Linked DNA regions of Homo sapiens: regions 1, 3, 4 and 5 are each linked to region 2. A link is a contact called in ENCODE Hi-C or POLR2A ChIA-PET data. All regions are on one chromosome and are shown on one strand. Each heading gives the region's core, a stretch centred on a gene start or an enhancer-like site at or near the end of the contact. The rest is flanking DNA. Distances are from core to core; before and after follow the strand shown. Region 1 overlaps LOC105378415 (a long non-coding RNA gene). Region 2 overlaps MINPP1 (multiple inositol-polyphosphate phosphatase 1). Region 3 overlaps RNLS (renalase, FAD dependent amine oxidase). Region 4 has its middle 200 kb from the start of PTEN. Region 5 overlaps LOC101929727 (a long non-coding RNA gene).

Evidence for each region. A loop is a pair of places that touch in the nucleus more often than their neighbours do. ChIA-PET counts read pairs that join two places held with the same protein, here RNA polymerase II (POLR2A). Pooled maps may share reads with other maps.
Region 1: a map with no recorded cell type shows a loop between it and region 2 (4-fold over the local background). The contact joins two enhancer-like sites. A Hi-C loop is called at or near these places in 3 of 37 single-sample maps with no recorded cell type and 3 of 50 pooled maps.
Region 3: a loop to region 2 is called in a map of CD8-positive, alpha-beta T cell, with 6 times the contacts of the local background. The contact joins two enhancer-like sites. A Hi-C loop is called at or near these places in 2 of 168 maps with a recorded cell type or tissue (CD8-positive, alpha-beta T cell and HCT116), 10 of 37 single-sample maps with no recorded cell type and 11 of 50 pooled maps.
Region 4: a pooled map shows a loop between it and region 2 (5-fold over the local background). The contact joins two enhancer-like sites. A Hi-C loop is called at or near these places in 4 of 37 single-sample maps with no recorded cell type and 4 of 50 pooled maps.
Region 5: a loop to region 2 is called in a map with no recorded cell type, with 6 times the contacts of the local background. The contact joins two enhancer-like sites. A Hi-C loop is called at or near these places in 3 of 37 single-sample maps with no recorded cell type and 4 of 50 pooled maps. POLR2A ChIA-PET finds 5 or more read pairs at or near these places in 1 of 52 experiments (activated naive CD4-positive, alpha-beta T cell).

Annotation. Positions count from the first base shown.
Region 1 is chr10:88,081,272-88,086,357 of GRCh38, forward strand. LOC105378415 (a long non-coding RNA gene) reads right to left here. Exons shown (of 6, transcript XR_007062225.1): 3 at 3,978-4,007; 4 at 1,511-1,569. Among named protein-coding and RNA genes, the nearest start is that of PTEN, 220 kb to the left of the region's middle. Within about 2 kb of position 1,665, at least 4 of the 41 ENCODE cell types and tissues checked have a DNase peak (open chromatin) inside an H3K27ac peak, as active enhancers do.
Region 2 is chr10:87,529,808-87,534,866 of GRCh38, forward strand. All of the region lies in intron 4 of MINPP1 (multiple inositol-polyphosphate phosphatase 1), which reads left to right. Among named protein-coding and RNA genes, the nearest start is that of MINPP1, 27 kb to the left of the region's middle. Within about 2 kb of position 2,689, at least 7 of the 41 ENCODE cell types and tissues checked have a DNase peak (open chromatin) inside an H3K27ac peak, as active enhancers do.
Region 3 is chr10:88,388,256-88,393,183 of GRCh38, forward strand. All of the region lies in intron 4 of RNLS (renalase, FAD dependent amine oxidase), which reads right to left. Among named protein-coding and RNA genes, the nearest start is that of RNLS, 190 kb to the right of the region's middle. Within about 2 kb of position 1,361, at least 3 of the 41 ENCODE cell types and tissues checked have a DNase peak (open chromatin) inside an H3K27ac peak, as active enhancers do.
Region 4 is chr10:88,061,441-88,066,395 of GRCh38, forward strand. No RefSeq gene overlaps it. Among named protein-coding and RNA genes, the nearest start is that of PTEN, 200 kb to the left of the region's middle. RefSeq lists an enhancer at 982-1,041. Within about 2 kb of position 3,216, at least 15 of the 41 ENCODE cell types and tissues checked have a DNase peak (open chromatin) inside an H3K27ac peak, as active enhancers do.
Region 5 is chr10:88,269,448-88,274,631 of GRCh38, forward strand. The region is part of intron 1 of LOC101929727 (a long non-coding RNA gene); the gene reads left to right. It also overlaps a transcript of RNLS not described here. Among named protein-coding and RNA genes, the nearest start is that of RNLS, 310 kb to the right of the region's middle. RefSeq lists an enhancer at 2,154-2,203. Within about 2 kb of position 2,489, at least 7 of the 41 ENCODE cell types and tissues checked have a DNase peak (open chromatin) inside an H3K27ac peak, as active enhancers do.

The DNA of each region.
Region 1 (5,086 bases), core at 415-2,914, 550 kb after region 2:
TGATGGAATTATTCTGTATCTTAATTGTGGGAGTGGTTACTTGACTGCATATGTATATCAAAACTCACAGAACTGCACACTAACAAGGGTGAATTTATCCTAAAATAAGCCTAATTTGTAAAAACTTGTGGTCCCCCAGAATCTCCTGTTTTTATATTTATCAATATAACATATATATTTGTATGGCCACCAACTCATGCCTGCTTCTTTGGAAATGGTTTCCTGCCCACAGTCCCTGCTGAAAGAATGGGCATAGACTATGCTTCTTCTAGCTGATTCCATATCCAGACCCCACTCGATGGGACCATGGGTAGACATCTACCCTGAACTGAAACAGTAAGATGCTCTCTGTTGAGAGTTTAAGAGACATTGAAATCCAGCCCAGAGGGTGTAGATTTTGGCCTGCAGGTATGTTTTGTTTGGCACAGTGTTTAAAGAAAATTAGTTGCCAGCATAAAAAAGTGGGAGATTTCACATAGAAATCCAGATTTCCGGCTTCTCTTGAAGAAATGGGAGGATCCGGTAAAATGGTCCCAAATTCCTGCATGAAGACAATGGCTGGAGCTGAGATCCATTGCCCCCTTCACACCAGTATGCACTCTCCATCTGCACAGCTCCTGCCACTCCCTGTGTGAAGCCCAGGGGTGGCTGTGCTGGTGCTATTAGTGGGCTTTTATAGTTATAGGAAATAGAAAATCTTTCTTATATTTTTTTCTGTATCAAAACTGGGAAAACTGAAGATAGGCCATATTTTATGAAAAATGGGAATAAGCATATGACTTTGTGAAAGTAATGACTCTTCTAGTGGCTTATAAGAAACAAACTAAATGTGTCTGCTGAAAGAATATACACTGATTCCTTTCTGAAACAAATGTAGCTTTCTGCACTCATCCATGCTGCCTTCCTGGTCTCTGTAGGGATTTGAGTTTGCCCTGCTCTCCCAGTCAAAAGGTTTCTGAGTAAAAGAGTGCTAAGGTTGCATAAAGTTGAAGATAAATAGGCACCATGACGAGCTATATCCACATGCAAGCTTGTGTCACTGGGGAGGAGAAATTGAGAGCCTTACAAAGAAGCAAGTCTATAGAGATTGAAAAATAAAGTGTGTGTGTGTGTGTGTGTGTGTGAGAGAGAGAGAGAGAGAGAGAAATTGAGAAGCATACAGCTGTTCAAAGGAGAGTATAAGTGAATTTTCTTTAATCACTTATAGAAGGAGGTGGGATTATAACCGAAGTCCTCCGATCAGTGCTTCTCAAACTTTAACAGGCACACATATCCTGGGGAGCTTGTGAAAATGGCCATTCTCATCCAGCACATCTGGAGTGAGGTCTGAGATTCTGCATTTGTAATGAGATCCCAGGTGATGTCAATGCTGCTGACCACATTTTGAGCAGCAAGGCCCCAAATCATACAGTCTACAAAGAAATGGTAAAAATTTACCAGCCTCAGTTTTGCTTTTTAACCACCATCTCTCCATTGAAGGACTTGGTATAATCAGTTTACGGTCACTTACCAAAGAATATCACTCCCCCTGAACAAGGTGCTATTTACAGGTTAGTGGGTGCTGGCACTCTGGAAAGAAAGAATAATTTTGTGATTGCCTGGCTGGCACCTTAAGAGAAGCCATCTGGATTAGCAGCCCAGCTGAGGGACTGTGCACCCTCCCTGCTTAGTCTTGGCTGGTTTGCTCTGTGGCCTTAGGCAAATCACCATAGTCTCTGCTTTCTCACCACTCAAACGGAAGTTAAGTTTTTGACCTTGTAGGATATTGTGAAAGATTTAATTAGCATTTGTGAAATCTTGCAAGATCTATAGAGGAAAGGTACTTCAGAAGAACACAATAATTTATAGTCACTATCATCATTTCATTACCAGTTTAGCTGATCTGCCAGGCAAGTCAGTCTAAAGGAAGCTGTCTCTGTAATCTACAACTCCCTCATGGTTGAAAATACTGCAAGGAGGAACATTACAGCTATCTGTGGAAGAAGAGAAATTGTGCTTCTTTTTCACAATTCCTGATATTACTCAGGTGTCTACCACTTCAGGTTTTAATATAATAGTTTTTTTCTCATGTAATGAAGGAAGATTCTCTTTTTAATTGTCCCTTCCTTCCAAATATGGGCCACTGTGATATCTGTTTAAAACTTTGGGGCTCTGGTTTGAAAGAAATGTTTTCTCATCTCTCTTTCTCTAGAGAAGCTCTGTCCAATAGAAATGCAATATGACAACAAAAGCAATTTAAAAATTCCTAGTAGCCACATTAAAAAAAAAATCAGATAAAATTATTTTTTAGAATGTGCTTATTTAACCTCATATTTCTAAAATTTTTTAATGTGTATAAATATAAAAATTGTTGAGATATTTTGCCTTTTTCCGGTATTGCCTTTGAAATTTGGCATATCTTACACTTGCAGCACGTTTCAAATGGGATGCTAAATTTTCCTTAAGAAATAGTCCTGGCTGGGCACGGTGGCTCATGCCTGTAACCAGCACTTTGGGAGGCTGAGGAGGGCGGATCACGAGGTCAGGAGTCCAAGGTCAGCCTGGCCAAAATGACAAAACTCTGTCTCTATTAAAAATACGAAATATTAGCCAGGCATGGTAGTGCACACCGGTCATCCTAGCTACTAGGGAGGCTGAGGTATGGGAATCTCTTGAACTCAGGAGGCAGAGGTTGCAGAGAATCAAGATTGTGCCACTGCACTCCAGCCTTGACAACAGAGCGAGACTCTACCTCAAAAAAAAAAAAAAAAAAAAAAGAGAGAGAGAGAGAGAGAGAGAGAGAGAGATAGTTAATCCTGGTTTAAACTTCCTAAAGTTTACAACTGAAAAAGTAGATTCACATATCCATATTATTCTAAACATTTTTATTTTTTCCAACTGAATAGAGTATCAGGTTTTAAATTTAAATGTCAAGTATGAAATGAAATAACACTTAAAAATCAGTTCCTTGGTGGGGGTTGGGGGGTACTGGTCATATTTCAAAGGCTCACATGTGGCTAGTGGCTGTCCTATATTGGACAGGGCAAGGCTAGACTCTCAGTGAGGGCTGCCGAAGGCATGAGATTGCAGAAGGCCTATTCCTGCTCCACCAGTAGTAGTTTATGTGTGTCCTTTGTCAATGGCATTGCCTCAGAGCAGACAAACCCTGTCAATGTGGTGAGAAGGCCTTCCCTCTGTCAATGCACATTATTTGCCTTCTACTATTTATGGCATTGCTGGTTATCGCTCTTCTGTCTCTCAGAATGGCTCTGTTCTCCAAAGGGACCTTGCAAAGATCCAAGCTGGGTGCCACTAGCCTAAAACAGCATCTACCCAAAAACAGCATCTACCCGCTCATGACTCCACTTATTCTTTCAACAAATATTTATAAAGCAAGTTTCTATGCCCAGCCCTACTAAACTTCAGCAGCTGCTTCAGCTATGAGAAAGGATGACGAGGTCACTGCCCTTATGAAATTAATGCCTAGAAGTGGTAGACAATAAATGGAAAAAGACAAATAACAAATGAATAGCAATACAATATTGGTAAAGAAAAGTACAGGTCTCCTTGAGACCATATGATCAGGAATCCTGTTGGAGGCTCAGTCAGTCTTCCTTAAGAAAATGATATTTCCACTGGGTCCTGAAGGGATTGGGCAGTGAAGAGCTGGGAGAGGGGTCTAGTCTAGGAAGACAATATAACAAATTCAAAAAAGTGGCAGAAGGTAGGGTGACTAGAGTGTGATGGGCCAAGAAAAATGGGGAGATAAGTAAAGGCCAGTTCTGAAGGGCCTTGAAGGCCTCAAGAAAGACTTTAGTCTTTGTCCTAACAGACTGGAGGTCACCAAAGGCTTTTAAGAATAATTTGATCAGATTCAGATTCCCCTTTTAGGCTTTACAAGATGGCATGTGGCTGCAGATCTTCCTTGTGATTGCCACCCTAAATTCAAACTGGCTGACAATGACTGTGGAAGAAAAATGACACTTTCATTTCATTACCTGTTTACTGGAAACAGCCCCCAGAAATCTCTGAAAAAGAAATACAAAGGCAGTCTGATGGCACTGAAGGAGTGACATAACAAAGGAAAACAAAACAAAAAACACAATGAACAGACAAAACCCTGCACATTCCAGCTCAAATTTAAATTGAGTCTGCCAGGGTTAAGACTCATTATTATTGTATTATCAATGGTGGTACTAGTATTAATAATGATGACCATTGCTACTATTTATTGAGGGCCCATTGCTTGTTAGTTTTATATATATACATAAATATATATTAGTTTTAATCTACAGAAAGACCTGCCTGCATAATAGATATTATTCCTATTGAAGCGGCATCATTGTCTGGGGTAAATACCCAGGGTTCGTCATCTCACGCCAAGAAGATTAAGGACACGGACACACACGAGGAGTGAGTTTAGGAACAAAGGTTTAATAGGCAAAAGAAAGAGAAAGGAGAACAGCTCTCTCCCTTGCCAGAGAGAGGTGAGCTCCTGAAAGGAAAAAGCTGGCCTGTGGGGCACTGCGCTGGATTTTATAGGCAGGCTTGAGGAAGCAGTGTCTGATTTATGTAGGGCCCACAGATTGGCTCTACCAAGTATGAGGTTTACATAGGGAGGGAAAGGCTGGTTGCCCCATTCTAATCTTATTATGCAAATGGGGTCTTTGCCTGGCTGGTGCCATATTGTCTTCTCCTTACTGTACACATGGTTTGGCAAAGAGAAGGGAAGATGGAGCCGCCATTTTGAACATGCTTAGTCCCAGGTAGCCTTTTCCTATTGGCACTACTGCCGGCGTTCACCCGTGCAAGCTTCCAGCTTGCTTGTCTATGTCTGCAGCTCGATTTTACAGGCTGTTCTTTGTTAGAAAAGAAAATGATTTGGGGGCTGCTTTTCATTAAAAGGAAAACCTTATGGAGGACTCCCGTACCCTCACTGTCTGCCTAAGTAATTTCTTCTTAACTCCTATATCACTATTTCATTTGATATACTAGGAAAGGGAGTTACACAAATGTTAAACAACTTGTCCAGAGTTGAGTTGGTAGTTCTAGTGGAGTTAGTATTGGAACGTATGTCTGTTTGGCTTCCAAGCCCTGATGTGTCCAC
Region 2 (5,059 bases), core at 1,439-3,938:
TGGTTCCATTCTCCCCATCACTTTCAGGTACACCAGTCAGACGTAGATTTGGTCTTTTCACATAGTCCCATATTTCTTGGAGGCTTTGTTCATTTCTTTTTGTTCTTTTTTCTCTAAACTTCTCTTCTCGCTTCATTTCATTCATTTGATCTTCAATCACTGATACCCTTTCTTGCACTTGATTGAATCGGCTACTGAAGCTTGTGCATGCATCACTTAGTTCTCGTGCCATGGTTTTCAGCTCCATCAGGTCATTTAAGGTCTTCTCTAGGCTGTTTATTCTAGTTAACCATTCGTCTAATCTTTTTTCAAGGTTTTTAGCTTCTTCGTGATGGGTTCGAACATCCTCCTTTAGCTCACAGAAGTTTGTTATTACCAATCGTCTGAAGCCTTCTTCTCTCAACTCGTCAAAGTCATTCTCCGTCCAGCTTTGTTCCATTGCTGGTGAGGATCTGTGTTTCTTTGGAGGAGAAGAGGTGCTCTGATTTTTAGAATCTTCAGCTTTTCTGTTCTGGTTTCTCCCCATCTTTGTGGTTTCATCTACCTTTGGTCTTTGATGATGGTGATGTACAGATGGGGTTTTGGTGTGGATGTCCTTTCTGTTTGTTAGTTTTCCTTCTAACAGTCAGGACCCTCAGCTTCAGGTCTGCTGGAGTTTGCTGGAGGTCCACTCCAGACCCTGTTTGCCTGGGTATCACCAGCGGAGGCTGCAGAACAGCAAATATTGCAGAATGGCAAATGTTGCTGCCTGATCCTTCCTCTGGAAGCTTCGTCTCAGAGGGGATGGGTTGTCAGTCGGCCCCTACTGGGAGGTGCCCCCCCAGTTAGGCTACTTGGGGGTCAAGGACCCTCTTGAGGAGGCAGTCTGTCCGTTCTCAGATCTCAGACTCCGTGCTGGGAGAACCAGTACTCTCTTCAAAGCTGTCAGACAGGGACGTTTAAGTCTGCAGAAGTTTCTGCTGCATTTTGTTCAGCTACGCCCTGCCCCCAGAGGTGGAGTCTACAGAGGCAGGCAGGCCTCCTTGAGTTGCAGTGGGCTCCACACAGTTCAAGCTTCCTGGCGGCTTTGTTTACCTACCCAAGCCTCAGCAATGGTGGACGCCCTTCCCCTAGCCTCACTGCTGCCTTGCAATTCGATTTCAGGCTGCTGTGCTAGCAGTGAGCGAGGCTCTGTGGGCATGGGACCCTCCGAGCCAGGCGCAGGATATAATCTCCTGGTGTGCCGTTTGCTAAGACCATTGGAAAAGTGCAGTATTAGGATGGGAGTGTCCTGATTTTCCAGGTACTGTCTGTCATGGCTTCCTTTGGCTAAGAAAGGGAATTCCCTGACCCCGTGCGCTTCCCGGGTGAGGCGATGCCCCGTCCTGCTTTGTCTCATGCTCCGTGGGCTACACCCACTGTCTGACAAGCCCTAGTGGGATGAACCCGCTACCTCAGTTGGAAATGCAGAAATCACCTGTCTTCTGCATGGCTCACACTGGGAGCTGTAGACTGGAGCTGTTCTTGGAACCTCCTCCTCATCATCTTGCTTATTTTCTTATAATTTGCTTATCTCACCTACAAATAAATTACAGAGGGAAAAATGCAACTAATTGAGCACTCCATTTTTGGTAGCTAGTAGCTGATGGTATTTTAATAAACTGAGAAGCTAATGAGGTGAATTTTCATGCATGGCTTGTAGTAGCAGGTGCAGTTCTGTGGTGTAGAGGCAATATGACATAGTAGGCAGTTGCTTGGATTTGGTTTGACTCCTGGTCCTGCTTTATGGATGCTGCAGATTCCTTACTTTGGAAAAGAGGAATGAAGAATGCCTAGCCCTAATGTGAAAATTCAAAATACTCCAAACTCCAAAACTTTTTGAGTGCGGATGTGATGCAGCAAGTCAAAAATTCCACACCTGACCTCCTGTGATGGGTTGTAGTTGAAACTTTTAAAATTATTTAAAATATCGTATAAAACTACCTTCATGCTATGTATGTAAGGTGTATATGGAACATAAATGAATTTCATGTCTAGACTTGGGTCCCATCCCCAAGATTATATATATGAAAATATTTCAAAATCTGAAAAAATTTGAAATCCAAAAGATTTATGGTCACGAACATTTTGGATAAGGAATACTCAACCTATACCTCACCTGACTCATGGAATTGTGATAATCAAGTGAGATAATACTTATTAAAGCACTTAGTATAATATGATATACAGACATGGTATTGGTATTATATGTGATAGTTCTCTGGCCCAAACATGTCCTTAATGTCTTTTTCAGATATTCACACACCCTTCCCCTCTACCACCCCTGCCCCCCTTGGCAATTGTCCAAATAATGAAAACAAGAGCTTTGTGAGACTTATTCTTTTCAAACTTTATGGCGTCATTTATTAAACTAACTTCCTTTTCATTGCAAGATGGAAAACATTTTTACTTCTTTTGGATGATTATGCCTTGTGGCTTGAAAGGAAAATTCATTCAACAAAGCAGCTACTATGTTTATATGTCAGGCAGTGATGACTGAGGCAAAGTCATTGCACTGTGGCTCTTACAGTCTAGAGAAAATAAAAACATTTTATAAAAGCCATGTATAATGATATAACTGTTTATGTAAGATTGTGAAACAATGTAAGAAGTTGAAAGAGAGAGTTTGACCCTTTAAGACAGGAAATCGTTTTGGCCACCGCCTCTTGTTCTAACTGAAGAAGGAATCAACAAACACTGCTCAGCAGTGAGCGATGATGAAGAAACTGGCAGATGGTTTCCTGGGACTGGGTATCTCTGTACTAAAAGACTGATGAGGATTTTAAAAGATGCTTATTTTGCTGAATTAAGATTAAACCTTAAAATAGGAAAGGAGAATAAAGTACGGTTTGAGACTTCTGTCAGGTTTCTCTCCTAAAAACAGATTGACTAGTGCTGTGAGAAGCACTTCTAAAGAAAATCAATATATGCTCAGCAAGGAGCAAGTAAGTTGTTTTTTGTTTGTTTGTTTTTAACTAATGGACTTTTAAAAGTAATTTTAGGTTCACAGCAAAATTGAGTAGAAAGTACAGAGAGTTCCTACTTACTGCTTTTCTCCACACATTGACAGTCAGGCACCAGTGTGGTAGAATAATAAGCTTTTAATAGAATGTTTATCTTTGTGTTTTTCCTGATCTCTTCTATCAAAACATTAGCCTTTTTTTTTTTTGTACATGACTTAAAATCCTTTTTTTAAATTTGGAATTAGAGTTTATAAGTGAGTATTTTGACATCCATATTTTCTGACAAAATGACTTTCACTTTCCCAAGTTCCCAGGCTATTTTTGCTTTCTCCATCCCACCCCTACCCCTTGTTAGAATGTTAGTATGTATACAGATTGGTTTTTTTTAATATTAACATTAAATCAGGGACATTCTTCAGTGCCACTGAATTTTTTTTTCAACATAATTTTGATAGCATGGTTTTACTTCATGGAAAAAATGGAAGATTGCAAATTGTTAAATTTTCAGTTAAATATAACCGGCCCTTGAAATTCAGCTCCTTGCATTTTATTAGGAACTTGATTTTTATTTTCCTTTTTGCACCATCACTATAGTAATGGGATTAAAGTTAAAACCAGCAAATTTAAGCAGATATTTCTATTTAAGCAGATATTTCTATTTAAGCAGCTGTGATTAGAAAAGCAGATTGAATTCACTGAAGAAATGAAGTATCTCCAGATTTTATTTTACTGTCTCCTTCCCCATATATCTGTTAATATAATCTTTTTAGATTCGAGGATTTCAACAAGTTACTTCATGTTTTCTCAAAGATTTATTTTGGGTCTATAATTACTTGCCTCGAGATCTTCCATTTTAAGTTAATTACTATAAAATATTTTTTACTGTTACTAAATACCTCAACTCTCAGTGTTAACCTTTTTTTTCTACCTTTTTGTTGGGTTTCAAATCATTGATATTTTCAGATTTCATAGTCTATAAGGTATGGCTTTTTAAAGCTGTGTAGTCCCATATTTTAACGTAAGATGGCAGCATTGAGATAAATGTGTAGTGACACCAAGTGATTTTAGTTATTTGGTCAATTAGCCCATTGTAACAGGGGAAACTTGCTGCTTTAAAGTTCTTAGAAATGTACGCCAATTCTAGGTGTTTTTGCCAACTTTTTGAAGTCACAGTTCCATGGAGTTTAGCCAGGGGTATCAGGAATCTTTTCAGTGCTAGGAATCTCTGTAGTGTTGAAAGATACTGGCTAAATATTTTTTTTTTTTTTTTTTTTTTTTTTTGGAGACAGAGTCTCGCTCTATCCCCCAGGCTGGAGTGCAGTGACATCGTCTCGGCTCACTGCAACCTCTACCTCCCAGGTTCAAGTGATTCTCATGCCTCAGCCTCCCAAGTAGCTGGGATTACAGGCACCTGCCACCATGCCCAGCTAATTTTTATATTTTTAGTAGAGAGACAGGGTTTCGCCATGTTGGCCAGGCTGGTCTTGAACTCCTAACCTCAGGTGGTCTGCCTGCCTTGGCCTCCCACAGTGCTGGGATTACAGGATTACAGGGGTGAGCCACAGTGCCCGGCCACATACTGGCTAAATATTAATAAGTAAAAGTTTATATAACTAGCCTGGCTGTACTCTGAATTCATATTCAAATGTCCAGCTGCCTTTTGAATAGACACTTTTTGACTATCACTAGATTGTAGGTCTACTAAGTAGTTATTCATTATTTCTGCACAATTATTTTACCTTTGTACATTTTTTTTTAAAACTATTCTTGTTGAATTGTATCCAGTTTTGTAAGAATCACTCTTAAATCTGTTGTCATATCTATTCTTGTCATAGTTGGAGAGTATACCTACTCTGTGCTGACCCCAACAGTAGAACCGGAAGGCAAATCTTGTTTCAGTTACTATTTTAAAAAAAGAAACCTCACACACACAAAACCCCACAACTTTTTAATAACTGTTAAATAAGTAGAATAGGCTGTTTTGTGAAGTAGTAAGTGTCCTATTTTAGAAATATGCTAGTTGAATCTGGATAACTGTGTCAGAGATTCTATGGAAGAAATGCTTCTACCACCTAAGA
Region 3 (4,928 bases), core at 111-2,610, 860 kb after region 2:
CTACTCTGTTCATCTCCATAATCACCATTGTTTTCTCCTTCTGAGCCACTGCAATAACTTGCTATTTGGTTTCAATACTTTCTGGCACCCTGTCTTCCCCAGCTCTTGCCTCCTTCCCTTGAAATCCATTCTCTGGACTATGCCATCCTGCTTAAAACATGCCTGAGAATAATTCAAAATCCTTCCCAGGATCTGGCCCCAGTTTAATTTGCCTCACTCTGCCTAGGACTCACTGTTCTAGCTATGGAGGCCTCCTTTTTGTTATCAGAACACAGCACAGTCTTTCCAGCTGAAGAGACTTAAATATTTTGCTGGTCCCTGTCTCCATGTTATCACATGGCTAGCTCTTTCTCCTATCTCATGCTATCTACACAGACAGTCCTACTCTCACAAGCTGTGTGAGAGTTCCCTTCATTCTCATAGAACCTTTTTATTAACTTTCTGTGACCTCTCAAACTGAAATTACTTATGTTTTTATTTGATTCCTTGTTTATCATCGTCTTTTTATATGACTTCCCCCTACTAGTAATCAAACTCCATTAAGACAAGGATCAGGTCAATTGCCCTCATCACTGTATCCCCAGAGCTTACAACGTGGTACACAGGAGATACTCAATAACTATGTGTCGAATGAATAAGTGAATAAATATCAGGGAATTAACATACCCTACATGTTACATAGTACCATGCATCAGTGGAGCCATGGATATGAGACACTGTGTTTCCTGTTTGTAACCTGTTATTTGTTAATTCCTGTCAGAGTTGAGAGCTCTGATAGTAGCTGCCATCATCTGGGGAGTTCTATGGAATCTTGCCACCATGAGTTCTGGAAAAGGGAATCTGTTTGTGTTGGGACTTGAGGGATGGTATAAATTAACTCCCAAGGTTTATTAGTAGTAAACAATTAAAATCCACCCTGAAATTGGAGCTTTACTAAAGATGGCTATTTTGTAGCATGTAGGAAATTACGATATTGGTTTACCTCCTAGGATTCAAAAAGCATTCATTCTCTTTTGGAGCCAGAAAAGGAGAGGTATGTCTCCTAACAGAACTGTGCTGGGTTTTTTTTTGTTATTGTTGTTTTCTTTTTTTGACAGTCTGTGGAGCTCACACATTGGCCATAATAAAGCCTGCTATCTATTTTTGATTTGTCAAAGTTGTGCTTGAGAGTGATTAACATACCCTTAGCAAAATGAATCATTCTATAGAGATTTAAAAGTCACGATGGAATAAATATCTTGGTCAAAGGTATTGCTGCTTTAATTACATTCATTTGTTTCAATATTTCGGTTTTAGGGATTTCTTAACTGAGTTGTTAAGGATCCTTTTAGGGATTTCTTAACTGAGTTGTTAAGGATCCTTTTGAAAGTGAAGTTTACCATGGTGCCCTCTGGTGGAATGAAATTCGCACAGTTTTTAAAGCTAAAGCCCTATCTAGTGAGAATGCATACAGAAATAAAAGGAGCAACATTAAATACAAATGTCCAAAAACTATAAGCAGGGTACTCTTGCTATTGGGGGACTACAAGATATACCTGCCTCAGAATATTTACAGATTCAGGGATAGGGCATGTAGTTGCTATAAAGGAAGAGCAATGACATAAATACATACAATTCCAAATCCATTAGAAAATGAGGGCCAGAAGCCACAGCATTTCATATCATCTGGCAACACTGACACTGACTAATTAGGTATTATATTGAGAAAGTCAGAAGAAGGTGATGGCAATTACAGCATTTGCAACAATATTCATAAATAGCTAGGAACACAAGGGGGAAATACAATTTGGTTGTGGTCTATCAAGAACCAGTGGATATTCATTTGATAGGACTTTTGTAATTAGGCTCACCATCAAAGCTGATAAAATCATCAAAATGGTAAGTGTCCCAGTGTTGGTTCCTTGAAACTGTGTTGTGACCAGACTTAGTGACTCCTTGATAAAGCAGCTTTCACGTGTCTTCACAAGGAAATAAAGTGAAAGTCTCTGGGACGCTATCTGGGTCACACACCACAGGGATCCTGCTCAGAGGATTTAGAACATTGGACCAGCTCACTAAGGAAAGATGTCAAGGCCCTTCTTTGAGGACCTAAGGAAGTTTTTAATATTCGTTCGTCTGAATGCACTAAATAAAACTCTCATTCCAAATAAGATAAAAGAGGGGAAAAAAGTGTTTGAGCATCCAATCCCCCAAAGTGTCTGCAAATTATTTAGTATTATTTCAGTACTCAAACTTCCTGAAAGGTGGAATGTGGGGCAGAGGAGTAGTGAGCAGGGACCATAGCACACATGCATTTAGTCAGCTTGTTGGTTTTCTTATTGGGGACCTTTCTTTGAAACTTGGTGCACCTCAGATTTTAAAAAACCCAAAGCCAAAAAACAACTAACAGCTGGCTCTTCTAAAGCAGTGGCTCTCAGAGGAATGGTACTGCCTTCTAGGGGATATTTTGGAAGTTTATGAGGGCCATTTTTCTTGGGAAGGGTGTCTCAAAGTATAAATTATTATGGGACTGTTAACTGACATTCAGTGGGTAGTAGTCAGGGAGGTAAGGGGAAGTTCCATATCATGTTAGATTTTACTGTCCCACCAACTATTCATGTAGATTTTTAAAAAATCTGTATGTAATGATTTAAGCCTAGGACCAAATTCAATCTTACATAAAAAATTAAATATTTCTTTTCATGGTTTTAATAGACACCTAATTTCCCATAAATGCAAATCCAATGTAAACTAACTGAAGACTATACTTTGTTTCATTTGAACCTTACTGAGAATTGTTAATCATTTTTGAAAATTATAATATCAATATCCATGGCACATATGACATTTGAATCCTCTGAAAATATAACTGCAATAATTTGTAACATCCCAATTCAAAGTGATTATACAAACAGGTGTGTCTGATTATGTCTTCCAGTGTAGTTGTCCCCAAGCATTTTCAATTATTATTATGATATTCCTTTCTTCTTCTTTAAATTACAATTAGGCAATCATATTAGTAATTTTAAAATAATGTGTACTGGCCAGGAATAGTGGCTCATGCCTGTAATCCCAGCACTTTGGGAGTTCCGAGGCCGGTGGATCACAAGGTCAAGAGGCCGAGACCATCCTGGCCAACATGGTGAAACCCCATCTCTACTAAAAATACAAAAATTAGCCGGGCATGGTGGTAGGCACCTGTAGTCCCAGCTACTTGGGAGGCTGAGGCAGGAGAATTGCTTGAACCCAGGAGGTGGAGGTTGCAGTAAGCCAAGGTCGCGCCACTGCACTCCAGCCTGGCGACAGAGCGAGACTCCGTCTAAAAAACAAAAAAATGTCTTGGTAGGTTATGTTATCCATGAATTTCATTTTAGAATAGTTAGAGATGTTATTAAAAATATTTGTTATTAAAAGAGGACATGGGGTGATAATGAAAATGGCAAAATAAGGGACTCTGAAAACCCTCTCCTCCATACAAGCAATAAAAATACTGGCAAAAATTGTCAGTGTAAACTTTTTCAGAACTCTGGAAATTAATCAAAGACTAGCAGAAATCAGGTAAGCTTTTATTTAAAAAAATGGCTGAATGTCAGTAAAAACTAAGCTTTTTTGTCTTTTACTCTGCTCTTTTCTCATTCTCCCTCCCCTGCCCCCAGCTCTGCAATAACCTGGGAAACCAACAACTTGCAATCATGATAAACACTGGCAGTCTGGCAGCCCCCGGAGGGGATAGAACAGGGTTAGCGCTCTCTCCAAACTCCATTTCCAGAGAACTATCATTATTTGACCTGTCTGATGGTTCCCTGAAATATTCCACTCATAATATTGTCTCTATGTGACTTGACTTAGAGTTCACCCAATGTGAATATTTTTCTTAACAGAAATGATTTTCAATTATTTGTAGAAAAGACTGAGTGGCAATTGTTTCACATCACTGTTGCCTGAGGCAGTACATAAGAGTTGAAGCAAATAATCAGCTTACCAAAAGCTTAAAAGGAGAAGCTGTGGAAAGATACGTCCACAGGATGATTTGAAAAGCACAGACATAATGCTGGGAAACTAGAAGTACAAGTTCATGTGTAGGGATGTGAGCATACTCAGTGCTATCTGCATGCTCAGCTAAGACCTGAGAAAGATCTAAATTCTCAACTCTGCCTAACCTTGTGGCTCTATGGAGGCAGGAAGTGAAAGTGAAGGCAGAGTTTCATACTGCCTGCTGGAGTGTTCAAGGTGTGCTCCAAATGCACACAGAGCCCTTAGGCAAAGATTGGAGGACTTGTGAGCTCCAGGAATTTAAGAAAATCTTTGTCCAATCATTAGCTGAACACTAAGTCAGCTATCAGAGACTCCAATGGCCACCTATGACAAAGAAATCACATATTAAATAATTAGCTCAAACAAAACAAGCACCAACTACAAACAGCAACTTTCACAAACCCTGGGGAGGTAGGAGATTCTGATTTCAAGAGTTGCAACATTTTTTAAAATGTAGTTTCAACAAAAAATTAGGAGACATTCAAAGAAACTAAAAGTATGGCACACATGCAGTACAAAAGCAGTCAATATAAACTGTCTCTCAGGCACATCAAAAAGCTTATCCACCATGATCAAGTGGGCTTCATCCCTGGGATGCAAGGCTGGTTCAACATATGCAAATCAATAAATGTAATCCAGCATATAAACAGAACCAAAGACAAAAACCACATGATTATCTCAATAGATGCAGAAAAGGCCTCTGACAAAACAAAATTCAACAACCCTTCATGCTAAAAACTCTCAATAAATTAGGTATTGATGGAACGTATCTCAAAATAATAAGAGCTATTTATGACAAACCCACAGCCAATATCATACTGAATGGGCAAAAACTGGAAGCAGTCCCTTTGAAAACTGGCACAAGACAGGGATGCCCTCTCTTACCACTCCTATTCAACATAGTGTTGGAAGTT
Region 4 (4,955 bases), core at 1,966-4,465, 530 kb after region 2:
CCACGCCCGACTAGCTTTGGTAGAGACGGGGTTTCACCATGTTGGCCAGGCTGATCTCGAACTCCTGACTTCAGGTGATCTGCCCACCTTGACCTCCCAAAGTGCTGGGATTACAGGTGTGAACCACCATGCCCGGCCCCTTTCTCGTTTTATAATTGTCCAGTGGGACACCAATAGGGAAGGGTCAAAGGAATGTATGGAATATACACAAATCTACTTCTCCTTAAATCCAGCATCCTAGAAACTGGAAGAATTTCCCCTTTGGGGCAAAGTAATATTGAAATTATTCAAGAAAGATATTTAGTTATCTCCTTTGTGTGTTTTCATCTACTCAGTCATTCATTAATTTCTTTACTCATTCAAAATGTTTTTATTGAATACTTGCAAAGTTCAATGCACAGGGTATGATGGCCAAAAAAACAAATAAATGACATATTCAGCCCTCAAGGAGATTACAATCTAGTGGAAATACAGGGATAGGACTGGGCAGAGTGCACAGCATTGAGAGAGTCCTGTGTGCTGAGCCTGACTTTGCAGACCAGGGCAGCTCATTAACTTCTTCATTTGTCACTTTCTTCCTGAGTCTTTATTGTGTTCATGCTGTGTTAAAGAATAAGAAGATAAGCAAAATAGTTCTTGCCCTAAGAAGCAAGACGTCTACAGTCTAAGGAGGAAATGTCTCCCGACCTCTTTACTCCTCATCTATATTATTTATATATTTGTGTATAGGGGGAGGTTGACCAGAAGATTTTTAAGGTCCTTTACAAATTTAATATTTTATGACAAGGAGATTCAAGATTTGTAGAGAGCACCTTCATTTTATATATAAACCCAAGTTAAAGTCTATATTTTATGCTAACTTTGCTAGATGCTCTAAAAGTACAGACCTCCCCTCCCCATCCCCCACCTCCTCACACAGAGTAAGTTATTTTGAATCCTTGTAAAATCTTATGGTGGATTTATGTGGGGTTGGTAGTCAGTTTTCAAACCTAGGTGCAGGGCGCATGGGCATCCGAGGGAATTTCAGGATCCTGAAGGACGTGGTTTGGGACGTAGTCACGTAATGAAAGAGCTGGTTGTTCTGTGTTCATGCTAGGGAATGTGGTTTGAGTGGCTGTGGGAACTTCAACTTTGTGACTTTCTGTGTAACTGAAATCTCAACCCCCAAGTGTGTCGCAGTGACTTCTCTGACACAGCACATGTAACTCAGCTCTCTCCTGATGTCTGTTTTTCTTGCTCTCAGGAGAAGAAATGGCCTAAACAATCTTCATTGGCCAGCAGTTGAAAAAATATTTGTTTTGGTTTTGTTGAGCACTTTCCCTGTTGAAACATGAACATTTTGAGGGGAGGGGAGATCCCCATTGTGTACGTTTGATTCATTTATCCTTAGCAAATCAATTGTTTCAAGTAGAGCCTTTATGTCCAAGAAGGCTATAGAAAGCTTTACTGCCCTTTTCCTTTCAAACAGGAAGTTGCATTTGGCCAAAAGTAAACAAATGTGAACCCGGGAAGGTTTGTTTAGTGTCTAATGCTGACTTCAGGACCTGAGAATGGAGTCTGTGCTTGGCAAAAATGCCTTCTCTGGGATCTGTCTGGGCCAAAATATTCTCTGCTTATGACCTGGCCTTTGTGCTCTGGTAAACATCCTCCTCTTACCAGCCCCCAGAAATTCACTGCCAAAGGCCACAGGCAGTTTTGCTTGCTTATCAGAAATATTCTAAAGGTGATGGCAACTTGGAAACATACTTTCAGCAGGACTTAGCTTTCTGGAGAGTGGCCACTGTGAAAATGGCCTGTAGCTTGGAAATCTCAGGGGGTGTGAATGTAATTTGACATTCTTTGTGCACAGGCATGGGCTAGCCCCTCTGGGTGAAGAAGCTTTCAGGAAAGTGACTGTTACTACTCAGCTAACAATGTAGTGCTGAGCACTTTGCAGGACCGAGCTCACGAAAGTCTCACACAAGTCCTAGGAGGAAGGTGCTATTATTATCTCCAGTATACAGATGAGAGAACTAAGGCTTGAGAAGGCCATGAAACTTGGCCCAAGCTCACACAACTAGTCAAGTGTCAGAGCCCTCAGCTCTCTCTGCCTTCTGATTTAGAGATTTTAATTAGTGCAAGTTCAATATCTAAACTCTAGGAAGTTGCTAAGTATTTGGGGTAGAACCACATGATTCAGGTGATGATCAGTGTATGACACTTTACTATGACAGGCCAAAGAATTGAGTAAGTAGCATTTAAAGTTTTTACTGAATGGGATTAATGTCTTGTTCCAGGAAGGATTGAAGGCAGCTGATATAAACTGGGCAATATGTGAGTAGGTAGAGATGGTGAGCTCCAGAGGAATTTGGGATGATTCTCAGAGGAGGGACTCTGGTTGGGCCTTGAAGGATGAGTGGGAATTAGGTAAGTAAAGAACATTTCAGATTTGGGGAATCAGAATCAACTCTCTTTTAGGAGGCTTGCATTTGAAGCTACTCCATGAAAATGTTCTAAGTACACACAGTGACCTTTCTTGGGCTATGCTCCTACACTTGCTGAGCTCTTATATTCTTGAGAGATGTTTTATCAGCCTAAGCATGCAAAGAAACATGTGACCTGTGAAGTAATCCTTCACCAAGAGCACGTGCCAAAGCTGGTCAATATTGGGCCAGAAATTCTCCCCATCCCACCCCACCCTGCCCTGTCATTAACCAATTCTCCCCACATCCTAGTGTCACTAGTCTTTTCATGGTTCTGAAAACATGTTATTGCTTAAGTGCATTTCTCTACCATACTTTACAGACATTATCACTAGTCCTCACAACTGCTCTAATAAGGTAAATGACATTAGGCCCATTTTACAGTGGAGGAAACTGAGACTGAGAGGTGTTAAGAACTTTGCCCAAGTCATACAACTTCTTGGTGGTGGAAGCAACTAATTCATGGAAGAAACAGATCTGATGCCAAAGCCCGTGTTCTCTCTACTCTACCACATACTCTCCTTAGAACCGAATGAAGACTCCCCAGGCAGTTTTTGCTAGTATTCTGGATTTGTTTAAAAATCCTCGTAAGATGTTAACAACTTTAAGTCCTGTGGTGGTATGGGGGACCTGAACACCTGGGTGCATTTTCTTTTATTTACTCTAACAGGGACACAGACCTCTGGCTTCTTTCATAGAAACCCCCCTTTTTGAAATGTCTCTGTTTTGTTCATTCAGGAGAACAGATCAGCATCTCTCATGCAAGGCCTGGCTCTGTGCCCATCTCACTTTTGCAATGAATTTAGCAACATCTGCTTTGCCCATTAAAGTGATTTTTCTCTTCCTGGCCCTGAGCCTGTATGCTTGCTGCAATTGATTACTAGCAATTTCCTTCCCAAACCAGAGAGTTCAGTGAACTCTAAATTGAATTGTTGCTCACTGGTCTCCTTTGGACCAATTGCATATGGCTTACGTGCAAAATGGTCAAGCCACTCAGTTCCCGAATCTATAGGCTGATGATTCTGGTTAAACGTGGGAGAGGACCTGATGAGTGACATTTCCCATTTTTGCACACAGTGGCCTAGGACTGTGGTCACTTCTGTGTTTCTCAATTTCAGGTGGGGGGAGGGGATGAAGCCACCTTGCTTACAGCAAGGCTGTTGAAGTACACACCCTCTTTCCTTTCAGTCATATTGCAGCACCAATGGCCTCAGATGTAGTTGCCTGGAAACCTTGTTTCAGAGACATCTGAGAAACATATATCTAGCTCCAGAAGTGGCTTAGAAAGACCTCAGGAAGATGCATATCACTGTACTCTTTTGAAGGCAGCAGTGGGTCCCTTTAAGTGGTTCAGGCAGCTTTTTAAGATAAAGCAACGCCCAAAGTGATGCTGAGCCTGTATACCTGGCCTGCTGCTCCATCTTGATTGGCGGATATCTAGTTATCCTTTGAGATGTAGTCTGAGTGTTACCTCTCAGGGAGTCTGCCCATGTCTCACTCAGCCCTGTATTCCCAATATCTAGCACAGTGAGTACATGTAGTGCACCCTCAGTGAAAGGACAAATGAGTGAAGGATGCTGCTCTTCTCGTGAGAAGATTTTAAACTGGTACTTTGCTCTGAGCTGTCCTTGAAGTGTCTCTCCTTCCCCACAGCCATGATAGCTTTACACAGGGACAGTGAGGAGTTGTTGGTTATTTAGAGAAGTGAAAGTCAGGAGTCTCCTCTGCCACATAGTCCTAAAAAAAAAAAACAACAAAAAACCCAAAACAAAGGAACTTATTACTGACCAAATTACTTCCATATATCAGGGAGGTTAATTTAAAGCTAGGAATCTATAAATAAGAAAAAGGTAGCATAAATGACTAACATCAAATAGTATTGACAATTGCTGGAAATCATTTGAGTCATTGCACATTCTGTCTCTTTGAGCAGACATTCCCCGTTTCCACCACAATTGCTGACTGCATACCTACCAGTATCAGCAGCCACTTCTGAAATGATTATCGCAGACGAGACTGCAAATATCCTATTCTTGCAGAACTCTGTCACAAACATCTTTAGCATCGAGCTTGGGGCTTTCTGCCTTTATTTCTGGAAGAGATCTCATTTATAGTATTACTATAGTGGAAAAAGATGAGAAAAAGCAGAGTATTCCGAAAAGCATGGCTCAGCTTGAAACTATGCGATCCATACCTCTTAACCAATGGGAGCTGCAACTCCAAAGTGTTTAGGGAGTCCTAGGGTTTTTAGCTTCTAGAAAGGCCTTAGGTCTTTATTTCTTCATTTAATCCCTGCACATTGGCAGGTGGCCCCTGTAGACCTACAGAGGAAATGGGCTAGTGAACTTCAAGGGAAACTTAGCTGGGCTTCATATGGCGATATGAAGTTAGGGAAAAGACATTCAGCATTTTTTTTCTAGCTTTGAGAACCTAACAGGAAAAAGGCTGGGGAAATATTCCAATTGTCTACTCTTGGACTTTACTATCCGTTTA
Region 5 (5,184 bases), core at 1,239-3,738, 740 kb after region 2:
AACCAAAGTGACAGCTATATTAGGCAGGTCTGAGCCGTCATTCTTACCCATCATCAAACTAGGGCCTGGCCTAACTGACTCCTGCTGAAACAGGAGGCTCTGGGTTTACAAGGTCTTGATCCATTATTTGGGTGACTGCCCCACAACAGGCCAAAGACAGAAGTCATGGATGTCTGAGGGGCATTTTAAAAAAGGGTTTCAGAATTGGGCAACAGGGGCCTGAGAAGTCTCCTTTATCCATGGCTTACACTGCTTTGAGGGGGCCTTAGAGGAATACAATGTGTTCCTTCTTTAACTTGTAGTGCTGCTCTTCTTTGGACTTGATTTATGTACACAACAATAGAAGGTTTTATTTGAATATAACTTCTATGACTATAGCACAGTTTGTTATTTTGTTTTATCATTATTATTATTTTTTGAGACAGAGTCTCGCTCTGTTGCCCAGGCTGGAGTGCAGTGGCAAGATCTTGTCTCATTATAACCTCCGCCTCCTGGGTTCAAGTGGTTCTCCTCTCTCAGCCTCCCGAGTAGCTGGGACTCCAGGCGTGCGTGACCACGCCCAGCTTATAGTGCAGTTTGAAATCCACTTGTCTAACCAAACCCTTCATATTTCTGACAAAGCCCTGAGAAGAAGAGTCATTTCTTTAAGCCAGCCGGGAACATGAGTCTTCTAAACTTTGAGGCCCTCTTTGACAAGAGGAGAGAGGAGTAAACGAAACAATGACACTTATTTCTACCTATAATCTCCGTTGATCGACCTTTGTACTCCACGGTGAGTCTTGCAGCTAAGAGACGCAAATTAGACCTATTTGCACTCCTAGTGCGGTCAAGTGCAGTCAAGATCTCCTTCTCCTTGAGCATCAGGTGGTGTCTCCTGGCTGCTCTCCACATCTTTTATTCTGAGGATTTAGCTGGCTTGCCTCAGTCTTCAGGCCAGGCACTCCAAAGGCAATTTAGGGGACAAGTCTTGCTTGTTAGATACTGGGTCCCTTCAGCCTCAGTTGCTGTCTTGTGCCTCAGGGGTTCCTAAACTCGAAGTGGTGGCCCAGAGTTTCCTTCAGGTGCTATGACACTGATTTGAGAAAGAAACCTAAGTTTCAGCTGCCCACTGTTTCCCTCTGTGAGCAACTTGAGTCTGGTTCCACTCAGGATCCTCTGAGAACTTAGCTCAATACTTGTCCAATAGTAAACACTCCATAATGTTTGCCTGTTTGAATCTATAATCAAAATCTCCAGTAGGAGAAGGCCCTTGTATTTCTGTTTCATTTTTTTTGCTAGTTGGTGGGAGAACACACTTTTCAAAATACTAATAGTTCACCACCGGACAAGAGATACATACAACCCCAACTTCCAAGTAAATGGAAAATACCTTTTCTGGGTACGTTTATTTGGAAAGGGTTTCTTCACTTGAAGAAAGAATTAACAAACCCCTGTTTGGGAGGATAAAACAAGAAATTCCTTTGGGATGTCTCAAGTTTCTAGAGAGCCAGGCTCTCGCAGGCTGAGGTGGCTTCCACACTGTTCATGAACTGCTCTTGGCGGGCTGGTGGCCTGTTTGATATTCTGAGGTCTAGCAAAGATTTAGCTCCAGGGGGTCATCAAGAGGTCATGGTCTTGATCATTTCCTCTGTTATTTATCTTTGGCTTGTGGTACTGGAGCCTGCCTTTGATACAGGGCATTTCTACCACAGCTGCACAGAATCAAGCATTTCAGTGATTTGGTTTGAGGTGAAGGAGGCTTGGCTTCTAATGCTGCGAAAATGTCACTGGGTACATCTGAGAATATCTAGCTCTGTCCTTCACTGATGAGCAAATTCATTTCTGGGGGTTTACCAGTGGCACTTCCCAGACTTGGGTCAGGAAAGGAATCCTCCTGGTGAGGACAGCAGTTTTCAGTTTGAGTAATTCCATTTTCAGTTCCTTCTGAGACATTTTTCTTGCTCTGAGCTGGAGATAAAAGCAGCATGTCTCAGGCCTCTAGGGTGGATCTCTACTTTTCAACACTGTTTATGACTCACCTGTGACTGCCCTCAGTGCAGCCAAGGGGACCATTTATGCTGAATTAGCCTTTGGATTTTTCTTCTTAGTGACAGCAAAACTTCCGTGACAGCAAACAAGTAAACCACAGGAACATCCCTGGTCTGCTCAGCACAGCAGGCTCTTGGGTTCTCAGAGAGCCTGGGAGGACTTTTCAGCTTGTCTTATGTGGGTTTGTTCACCCCGTCCGGTTTCATTTTTATTTAAAACAATTGGTATCTTTCATCTTGGTTGCCAAGTATGGGTTGCATATGGTTTTGACCTGATATGAAGGGCCCAAATCAAATACCCAGGACTTGGCCTGGAAAATTGGTTGTATAAGACCTGCTCTCTTGTTCCCCTAAAAAGCAGCCTAGCAAATGGAAGCAATGGGTCCCAGGAGTTCGTTTCTGTATGCGGCTCTAACTCTGCCACGAAGGCCAGGACAGATAGTGTGCAGTGCTCTGTCATGTCTACCAGAGAAAATGATGCAACATGTGCTGGAGACTTTACCATCTGTGCAAGAGTGCAGCCCTAGGCTCAATCCAAAAGAAAAAGGAAGTGGCATTATAGCAGGGATATTCCCAGTGAGTCAAATTCCCAGAACAGCCTGTCCCTCCTCAAGGTGGTCAGTGTGCCCCAGCATCTCACCTCCAGATTTGGACTAAAACAGAACTGTTGCGTGCAGGGGTTAGAGAGGACTAGAGCAGTGATGTATTTTATATATCATATTTTCTAGCAATGGTTTTCCATCTGAAACCCAGTTTACATTGTGGCCCAGGGCACAGAAACAGAAGCTTTATGAAACAAGTTACTGTTTCCATGTGTCAGCATTCTAATTTTCCTTTCCTTTTCCTGTTCTTTTTTCTGTTATTTTAATTTTTTAAAAAAGCTTCTTGACTCACTAAATTACTATAACAAACCACTTATGAGTCAAAGCCCATATTTTGAAAAACAACATTGCATTAGTGTATACAGGCAGCACCTTGGGAACATTTATAGAATATGGATTCTTGGGTCCCTCTCCAGGGATTCTAATTCAGTCATTCCTGGGCCCAAGAATCTACGTTTTATGTTAACCTGACCTAAATGTGACCATTATGAGGGCAGGAAACGGTTTTGATCCCTAACATATCCCAAGTGCTTTACATGAAGAACTTGGTACAGCACAGGCTCTTGGTCATTGGTGGTTGAATAAATAAATGAATGAAAAAGTATTGATCTTCAAATGATTCCATCCTTCAACCCCAGCCGTGCCTCCCTTTGCATCTATACTGTTGTCTTCGTTTTTTTAAGATAGATACTCAAATAGTCTCTAGACCTTTGAATTGCAAAATTGCTTTGAATCTCCAAGTTGGAAGCTGCCTTGAAAGTCTCTAATCTAGGGATTCTCAGGTGTAGAAACTTTGTCTCGCTGCTTTAGAATTCCTTGGGGAAGTTTAAGGCAAATACATATCCCTAGACCCCAGCCCTGGAGTTTCAATCCAGGTAGATAGGGTTCATGGCCCAGGAATCTGCATTCTATCCTCCCTCGGGTGATGCTGTGGCCCAGCCAGGGTTGGGATGCACTGTTCTTGTGACCTCTCCCCACTGTGGATCACTGTGGATGGTGGTCACCCAGCCTCTGCTGGAAACATTTTGGGCTGGCAGAAAGAAACTCCCAGAGGTCTGCTCCACATTGAAAAGCTCTGCTTATTGGAAATTTCTTACTGATATTAGCTTCAATCACTTTCCTACTGCTGCTAGTCTTGGTTCTGCCCTCTGGAGCACCTCAACACAAGGCCAATTGGCTGCCTGACTGCTCATTGTGAAAATACAGAAAAAATATAAAGAAAGAAATGAAAATTTTTTAAAATCCCACCACCTTGAAGACATTGAATATTTCTTTTGGTCTTAATATATGTACACACATAAATGCATGTTATACTCACTTGATGTTTTTTAGAAATGACAAGCATCCTGTATTCTTGACTTAGCATTACATATTGTGGGTTTTCTCTTAACATTATATCACAAAAAATATCCCAGATAGAAAAATTTGCTTTAAACCCACATTTTAAAATGACTGCATTAAATTCCACTGTTTTGATCTATTAGAATTTATTCAGCCATTTCCTGTTAGTGTTGATTTAGGTTATTTCCAGTTTTCCACTATCATAACTAATGCTTAAATAAACATATTGCAAATAAACCATCGTCTGCATCCTGGATTATTTCTTTAAGCCAGACTCCTAGATGAAATTTATTGAGTTAGAAAACATGCTTTAAAAAACACTTGATACATATTGCCACTTACTATGCGAACAGGATGTGAAAGTTTTCACTTGTACCAGTCATTTTAATCCCTGATTAGAATTTAGTCATTCAAAAAAAAATGCCAAATTGATAGGTTAAAAAATTACGTTTCATTATAGTTTTTAATTTGTATACTTTTTGTTTACTCATAAGGCAGAACACGATTTTAAATATAAACACACATACATAAACATACATATGTACACATTTTGATTACTCATGAGGCAAAACATGTTCATATATATTTGTGTGTGTGTATTTTTTCCCATTTGTTTTGGCATTTCCCTTAAACAGGATGTTAAAAGATAAAGAAATAGATTTAGTCTATTTTTCTGCTAGAGAGAGGGGCCTCACACTTCTTGTTGATTTGCAAATGCCCTTCTCCTCTTTGTAAGTATAAGAAATATCAACTTCTTTATTTATTGTGGTAAATATACATAACATAAAAGTGATGATTTTAACCACATTTAAATGTGCAGTTCTGTGGCATTAAGTACATTCACACTGTTGAGCACCCATAACCATCATCCATCTCCAGAACTTTTTACCTTCCCAAACTAAAACTCTGACCCACTAAACACTCACTCTCCATTGCCCTCTTCTCCCAGCCCTTGGCAACCACCATTCTATTTTCTGTCTCTGTGAAACTGACTGCTCTAGATTCCTCATATAAGTAGAATTATGTAATATTATTTTTTGTGATAGGCTTATTCCACTTTGCATAATGACTTTAAGCTTCATCCATATTGCAGCATGTCAGAATTTCCTTCCCTTTTAAGGCTAAACAATAGCCCATTGTATGTTTATACCACATTTTATTTATCTATTCATCTATCCATGGACACTGGGTTGCTTCCACCTTTTGGCTGTTGT